Regions from separate parts of the Homo sapiens genome. Here region 2 is linked to region 1. A link is an interaction called in ENCODE POLR2A ChIA-PET data of the cell type or tissue named here. Cell type or tissue: Panc1. All regions are shown on one strand. Links, peaks and the distances in the headings refer to the core of each region. The heading gives the core; the rest is flanking DNA.

The links. Peaks named below come from ENCODE experiments on the same cell type or tissue, not always from the same donor. Only the 100,000 strongest peaks of a DNase experiment are listed, where the experiment ranks them.
Region 2: POLR2A ChIA-PET joins it to region 1 with 12 read pairs; 2 of 35 experiments call an interaction of 5 or more read pairs at or near these places.

Annotation. Positions count from the first base shown.
Region 1 is chr9:21,582,731-21,587,138 of GRCh38, forward strand. No RefSeq gene overlaps it. Among named protein-coding and RNA genes, the nearest start is that of MIR31HG, 25 kb to the left of the region's middle. In Panc1, for the core only: CTCF peaks have their summits at 3,797 and 4,012; no DNase peak of the experiment used is centred there; H3K27ac peaks cover 4,000 bases.
Region 2 is chr9:21,701,054-21,705,461 of GRCh38, forward strand. LOC107987026 (a long non-coding RNA gene) reads right to left here. Exons shown (of 3, transcript XR_001746563.3): 2 at 1,864-2,084. Among named protein-coding and RNA genes, the nearest start is that of MTAP, 99 kb to the right of the region's middle. In Panc1, for the core only: no CTCF peak of the experiment used is centred there; no DNase peak of the experiment used is centred there; H3K27ac peaks cover 1,373 bases.

The DNA of each region.
Region 1 (4,408 bases), core at 134-4,133:
CTAATGAATTAAATTTTAGTTCTTTCTTATCATGTTATTATACTTCCTATAGTTCACCAAATAAGCCAGGAATGCATTTTATTACTTTATTTGAAAATTTTAACAACTTATTAGAAAGCATAAAAACAGAAAATGAAACAAAAGCAGAATCTCCCTGTGATAGAATTATACTAGAACACATGTGTTTTGTACATCTTTTTGCTGTCACTAGTTTATATTTTCACATACATTAATTTATATTTGCCATGCATTGGACTACATTTCCAACTGGACACATAGTGACATCTCCCAAACCAGTAATCTAAAGTTTCTCAGATGAGAATGCAAAATCAAATGTGTTCATATAAACTTAAAAACCTTCTGGCTTGGCCTTTATTCTCTAGATGCTGGAGGGAAAGTTCACATTTGCTCTCTGCAACCTTGTCTATGTTTCTGTTTCTGTTGTTCACACTTCTAATGTGGGGTGGTGTGTGTGTGTTATGTGTGTTTTCAGTTGCTGCTATCTTAAAAAGGATTTCAAATGTGCATGATGGAGAGAGATAACAGTGTTTAATTAGGGGTAACTATAAAGCAGTCACCAACAATTGTCAGTGCAGTTTGAAAGGTTAGTCCTTACCAGAGACATCCTTGATTCTGGATTTTAAAAAGAGAAAGCAATCTACAAATGTAAATAAAACTGTGAGTGTCATAAAAACATGACAAAACCATTAGGAAATGTTATTCTGTTTCATTTATTTCTTATTCACTTTGAAAATAACTCCACTTTGTTTTATAATCATAAGGCTTTCTTATTCAACCTGGGTTTTCTTTCTTTAAGTTTCTCCCTTCCCTTAAGCTATGGTGTGCCATGGAGCCTCAAGCAAGAAGACAAACTCTAGAGATGTAAGATAAAAAGTGTAGCTTCTTCTGTGTACGTGCACTGGTACATTTCAAAATAAATGTTTGAACAAGTCCACAAAATCTGAGCCAACACTGAATAAAGAAAAAAAGAATGCATGCAGAACAAAATAATCAATTGCACACACACACACACAGACACACTCGGATTCCTGGAGTTTCTTTGGTTGCCTTCCTACCATGAAAATTACGTTGGCATTGTTTTCTTTGAAACCACATCACATCACAGATCAGATATTTGTGATTTCAGATGTTAGCATTTATACATAAGACATTGGATTGAGTACATTTTAAACATAAACAGTAGGCAATGCTGTACAGAGAACATCTAAATTGCCTTCCTAATTGTATTAAATAACAGCATCAACAATGATTGAGCCTTAATAGTTCATTGCAAGTGAGAGTTGATTTCTGTATAAAATCCAACAACTGAGAGTTGATTTCTGTATAAAATCCATAGACATACTTATGCTGCAGCAGACAGTATAAAATAGTGGTTAAGAATTCAGACCCTGAATTTAGACTGCCTGAGTTCAAATCCTGACTCTGCACTTGGGGCCACCTGGCCTTGAGCAAGTTGCTTAACCTCTCTTTACTTGTTTTCTCATCTGAAGGACAGCAATATCAATAGTACCTATTTCATAGGATTGTTATGAGGATTAAATGAGTGAATACATGCAAGATGCTTAAAACTGTACCTAGTACATAGAGGGATTCAATGAATATTAACTGTTGTTTTTATTTAAACAAGTCCTACAGTGCTGAGGAACTTAAACTGTATACTGTTTCTTAGGAAGGAAATAATGGCTGGGTAGTACTACGTATTTTAATTTTCTACTTCACTCCTCTCCTAATTGTCTTCAAGTCTCAGTCTAGCCCAATTTAGGTCCATAGATCCTGTTATTTAGAAAAAAAAAATTAAAGACTGTTGGCTGAGGACAAACTTAGCTTTATATAGTTGGATTCTCTATGTTGTAGCCATCCCAGATCTGATCTTCCATTTTCCTGATCTGCCTGGTGTGGACTTTGTTCCTTATTTAATTTTTTTTTTTTTTTAGACAGGGTCTTGCTATGTTGCCAAGGCTGTCTCCAACTCTTGGCTCCACAGATCCCCCTGCCTCAACCTCCAGAGTAGCAGGAACTACAGATGCATGCCACCATGCCCAATGTTCTAGTTTTTAACATGAAGTTTTAACCACATACATTGATTAGCTATTTGGCAATCCTTCACTTTTTGTCTGCTTTTTTTGAGTCCTCCGCTTTTTGTCTGCCTTGTCTGTCTGCCAACATAATGATTTCCAGTTTGTTCCAACCGTTGTATTCGGCTTCCTTGTATTTAGAACTCCAGCCCCTCTTTATGCAAGGACCTTCCATACCTACTTTGTCTACTTCAGCCTTGCTTCCACTTCCTCCAGCTCCATGCTCTGGGCTGATAGGGAAAAGAGACCTTAGAACACATAGGCTTAGTAACTTAATCTTCAAACACAATGAGAGGAACTCTTTAGTTCATAAAGGCTGCAGAATGTAGCAGTGATTCATACATTTTAGTATACAACAGAATCACTTGAATGGGTGACAAGTGTGTTTTAAGATGCAGATTTCTGGAACTCTTTTCTCAGAGATTCTGATTGATTAAGTCTTGAATGGAGCTGATAAATCTGCATTTTAACCCACTTGCTGGATGATTCTGACATGGGCAGTCCAAGAAGCATAATTCGAGAGACACTTAACTTGACCAATTGAAGTTAAGTGCCCTTGAATATACCATTGTCTATATTAGTCTCTTCTATGAACTCCCTTCTTGTATTTTGGAAAACATTGTGCATCAGGCCAACTAATAGTGCCTAAAAATTAATTTAGAGTCAAAAGGAGGAGCTGTGTGAAGATGGCATTTTCCCCAACATCAGAAATTTTTCATGACTCTGGATCCTTACAGCAACCAGTCAGGTGGCTAGTGGTTTCGTTTGTCCATGTCTTGCCTTTGAGGAGACAGAGAGGAGCCAAGACTTTCTGAAAATTACTCTTCTACATTATTTTTTCCAGATTTATCTGTAACTTACCCCTTTAGAATACTATGCATCCAAAAACATTTAAGAGTAAAATGAAAGTATTCTCTAAGCTTTGACTTTTGAGTCAAGTTTTTACTCCAACATTGTTGGGTTTTTGTTGTTGCTATTGTTGTTTTTTCTTATTTAAGCATCCTTACATCTACATGTCTGTGTTCAAGTCTCATGTCACCACCACCAACTTCAAGCCAGAGGCTAATAAAGAAAAACCCAGCCTTATTGACTGAGCAAGGCTGACTAATGCATAAGTCTACCTTCCCTGGGCTCAGTGTGCCACTGTAGCCCAGCCAACCCTGGCCTATTCTGGAAGCAGCTCAGACCCAGCCTCATGCCTGCATGACCTGAATGCACTGTCCTCGACAGACCCCAAAACTTCTGTCTGTGAGGGATTTAAACTATACTGGCATCACTGAAACCCATTCTTCCTGCCTGGTTTCTCTGTTTTGATAGGTCTTGCATTTCACAACACAGTCACATGTTGAGTGTCTGTAATTTGCTGGAGCCTGGCTACATGCTAGAAAAGGAAAGACAAGGTCTCTGCCCTCCAGGAGTTCATCAGCTCCTCATGAAGCCAGAAAAATAAATGGCTACAATGCAATCTGACTCACCGTAACTGAGGATGGATCAAGTGAACAGAAGTGTTCTCCTCTACTGGCCTATAATTAACAGCGTCCTTGGAGCTTCTGGGGCTCCCAAGATGGAAGTACTGCTGTCACCCAAATTCTCTTTTCTCATGATTCAGGATCTGGATCACCAATGCTTTCTCAGTGCCTGATCTAATGGCAGTATCTTTTATGTTCTTCCTTTACCATTCACTAAACTTAAAAAGCCCTTCAAAGTCTTCCACCAGTGGGAGACATTTCTCCTTCCTTTGAAATTCCCTAATACTTTACCTCATCATCCCTGTGGTACTTACCAAAGTTTACCTTGTATCGTGGCTAGTAAAATATATGCTTTCTCTCTCGTCCAGGGGACGGTCTGGTTCCAGAGGGCATGGTCTGGACTCTACACAGTGCCTTACACAGAGCACTGTGCATAATTGATGAATCAACAAAGGAAACACCTTCTGGCAGAAGATCCTGAACATAAAGTATCAGAGTTTGCCCTGATCTGAAGCATTATGTGTTGGTTTTAGAAAATGCAATCTTCTATCTCTGGCCTTGGGAAAAAACAAAAACAAAAACAAAAAACTCCAAAATTCTGGGATGATTTTAGCAGATCCAAGGAGTTTTATCCACACATAATATGCCAAAAGACAAAAATCACATATTCTAATTATTCCATGTTTATATTTTAGTAAATTCCCTGTTTAAAAAAACATGGTGTGAAATTCTGAAGCCTAAGTTTTGTAGTTTATTGAGAAAAATACACAGTAACAATAGTAGCAGTAGAACTGTTTCCAAAACTGTTAAAGTGTTTTACCTTGACCTTGAAGACCAAGTGAA
Region 2 (4,408 bases), core at 191-4,190, 120 kb after region 1:
ATATAAGTGGCACTATGCAGTATGTACTCTTTTGTGTCTAGTTTCATTTTGATAATTTAGATTCATCTATATTGTTGCATTCTTATTTGTTCTCTTTAATTGCTATCTAGTACTTTATTGTATGAATATATCATTATTTGTATATCCATTATCTGCATTGTTTCCAGTTTGCAGCCATTATGAATAAGTTAGTATAAACTTTTTTGCGCATGTTGTTTTATGGGCACACTTACTTGTTTTTCTTGGGTAAATACCATGGAGTGGAACTGCTAGACTATAGGGCAGATGAAGGTTTAAAAGAAACTGCCAAATACTTTTCCAAAACATCTGTGTCATTTTACACTTTCAGCAGTAATGTATGAAAGATCCAGTTGCTCCATGTTGTTTTGTTCACTGTCATGGTGGCTCTTTAATTTTCACCATTTTAGCTGGTATGAAATGGTATCACTGTGGCTTTCATTTGGATTTATCTTTTCATGTGCTTATTGGTCATGCATGCATCCTCTATTTTATAATATTCAAGTCTTTTGCCTATTCTTTTAAAATTAGGGTTTTTATCTTTTTATTATTCATTCAAAACAGTTTTATATGCTCTGGATAAAAATCCTTTGCATTTCAAACGTTTTTTCCCAGTCTGGCCTTTACTTTTCATTTTCTTAATGTATCAGCTTTTAGAAAAACTTGCCAGATGCAGTCAGAGAACTATTACTTTCTGCCACATTTCAGGCCCATATTTCTCTTCTTTTCTCCAGTCCTTCTAGATAAGAATTAACATTGTTTGACAAATTTGTTTCATACATGCTCACTCATTTAATAAGTTGACAATTGTGTTGAATTTGGGTCACTTTCTATTTGACCCTTTTGTCTCAATTTTGGTACAAGCTAGAGCTGAAACTTGAGTAAAGCATGGCATATTCTGGATGGTATACTAGATTACAGTCCAGTTGGATGTTAAATGAATCCAAATGTTATCACTTCTTATTTTAATAAATTGCTTTCAATAAAAAATTCCCCAAAATCTAGAGTCAATCTTTTCCCTCAAATGATCTCACATTTAACCACTACGCAGTGGATCACACAATAAACACCATTTGGATTCTACTGTAAATTGTCTTCTAGGTATATTATTACACAATCATAATGTCTTCTAGGTATATTGTTATACTTTATAACAAATAAATTTGTTTTAAAATACTTCATTTGGCTATTTTTGACAGAAAAATTTCATCAGAAATTTTTTGTGACTTTATGATAACTGAAAATTGCAGAATACATAATTTTTTTACATGTTAGCATGATAGCATGTTAAATTAAATGAGGCCATCGGTTTCAAATAATGAAATCACATTAAATTTAATGGAAGCCAACAGTTGTGTCCATACTTATGACAGAATGATTGTGGAAACGTTATTACTTTCATTCAAATATTCAGGACATCCTCAATTCTTCCTTCTCCCTCAAACTCCTGAGGCTACTAGCTACCAGGTTATGCCAATGATCCCTTCAGGATTTCCCTCTAATTTTGTCCCCAGTGTCCTATTCCCTCTGCCATTTATTTCATTGCTCCCGATCATTTCTCACCGTGGCTCTTGCAAAAACCATCTAACTTGTCATCCACACACCAGGCAGTCCCCTTTACTGTCTGAAACACTGCCAGAATGATCTTCCTAAAAAAAAAAAAAAAAAAAACCAACCAAACAAAAAAAAAAAACCCTGCTCAAGTTGCCCCCTTAGTAGGTTCCAAAGGCTCCCTCATATCACTAAGACTCCAAAATTCCTCAGCATGGCAACCAAGCCCTGTTATAGATTAGCCCTCTAAATTTCTTGGCACCACATTCATCTCCTGCATATCATACCACATACCTTTCACTCCAGGCACACCAAGTTGTCACTTTTCCTTCCGTACTTTTACACAAGTTTGTACCGCTTTCCGACATCCACTTGCCTTCATTACACCTGCAGTAAGCTTAGCTCCTTCCAAATGCAGAACAAAGACCACCTCCTTGCTTAAGAATTCTCCACTTCTTGCTCCTCAGGTGTCATAACAAGAAGATTATGTGTAAAAGCACAATGCAGACTGATTTCTACAAAAAAAAGTGAGACATTAAAGATTTAAAAAATTGATAGGATTACAAGGTAATAGTTAAGAGTTTGGAATCATAGCTGAGTTTTAGATCCAATTTCTTAGACATAGCTGTGTTATTTCAGGAAAGTTACTCATGTTTATTGCCTCAGTCTCCTCATTTGTGAAGTAAAAGTATTTCCACCATAAAAGATACGTGTGAGGATTTTTTAAAATCACGTATACAGAAGAGTTTAGCACAGTACCTAGAATATAATAAATATTCTACAAACGATAGCCATTGTCATTCTTATTGCTATTGATCGATTAAATGGTTGCATGTGGAATGAAAGAAAAGTATCTAAAGGTTAGGTATTGTAGAGAGAGAAAATAACTTTTCTGATTAGCTTTGGGAAAAATAGAAGGGGATAGGTATTAATTCATGAGAATGTGGATTACAAATTAAAATCTCTACTCCATTTTTGCAAATACGTAGTTTGTAGAACAAGAAATCAACATGTATAAGAAAACCAGAGAACCTAGAAATATCTATTACTATAAAATTGCACAAAATAACCATAAAAGTGCAGTATTGTTCGTAAAACAGCACCAATCTAAAATTCTGTATGTAGACAAACAAAATTATTTGTAATTATTGTACTAGTTTCATTCTAGGTCATGAGACAAATGATTTACCTTTTTAAAAAATATTATGTTTAGAGTGCTACTAACAACCAATGTTGTATCCAAAGAGTCTTCAGTGTTCTGGGGTGAAGAGGATAAAACAGAAATTACCCACTGCAATATTTAAATTGCTTGGTCTTGTGGCTTGTATTAAAAAATAATGCAAATTTTTTTCATCAATACATTGGTATGTGTTTGAATATAAAAATATTTTTATTTAACATGTAATAAACATTGCTAATCTACGAAGATGGGCTATGTTCCTCACTTATCCCAGGAACGCTGTTAAAAATCTTTGATTTGGGATAAATCAACATTTTTAGCTCCAGATAAAAACAATGATAAAATAGTTTATTAAAATTTTCCACTTCTTTCAATGATCTTAAGTTCATACTCATAAAAATATTATAAGGTCATCACACAAGATAACTGTTCAATTTGATTTTTTTAATCAGTCAAAATTGCTTTCATGTATTAGATATAAAAATATTCAATATAAAACATAACTTAGTGGTTAGCTTATAGTTTTCAGTTTTGAGTCAGTTTTGGTCTAAGAAATAATAGTAATAACAATAATGAATATTTCCTTATAAGCATAAATGTAATTTTTAAAAATTTCCTGTGAATAATACTTGATTAATTTCATTTCCCTGCATATGCAAGTTCCACGGAGCCATGAATATGCCCATATTACTCTAGATAGAAATGAGTCTAATGGCTTTGTCTAAAACAATAGACTAACAATAAACAATTATATGTAATATAGATAAATTAGTCTTTGCTTTACAGAGGAATCTGCTATAGCATTTCCAATATGTTCTCCTACTAATGATTCTTAACCTTTTTGAAATTATAAATCCCTTTGCGATCTAATTAAAAGCTCTGAAATTTTCTTTCCAGAAAATAACACTTATATTTGCACATAAACCACATTTTGAGTATAGTCTTATGAACTCCTGGAGTATGAAGTTTGCTCCATGAATCCCAAGTCAAGAAGCACTTCCCTAGTGTATTTAGAATTTAGTTTAACTGTCTTTGAAATCCAATTTCCAAATCACTTTTTAGGGGCACAAATAGTATAAAATGGCCAGCTCCATCAGAGAAATGCAAATCAAAACCACAATGAGATACCATCTCACACCAGGTAGAATGGCAATCATTAAAAAATGTCAGGAAACAACAGGTGCTGGAGAGGATGTGGAGAAATAGGAACACTTTTACACTGTTGGTGGGACTGTAAACTAGTTCAACCATTGTGGAAGTCAGTGTGGCGATTCCTCAGGGATCTAGAACTAGAAATACCATTTGACCCAGCCATCCCATTACTGGGTATATACCCAAAGGACTATAAATCATGCTGCTGTAAAGACACATGCACACGTATGTTTATTGCGGCATTATTCACAATAGCAAAGACTTGGAACCAACCCAAATGTCCAACAATGATAGACTGGATTAAGAAAATGTGGCACATATACACCATGGAATACTATGCAGCCATAAAAAATGATGAGTTCATGTCCTTTGTAGGGACATGGATGAAATTGGAAATCATCATTCTCAGTAAACTATCGCAAGGACAAAAAAACAAACACCGCATGTTCTCACTCATAGGTGGGAATTGAACAATGAGAACACATGGACACAGGAAGGGGAACATCA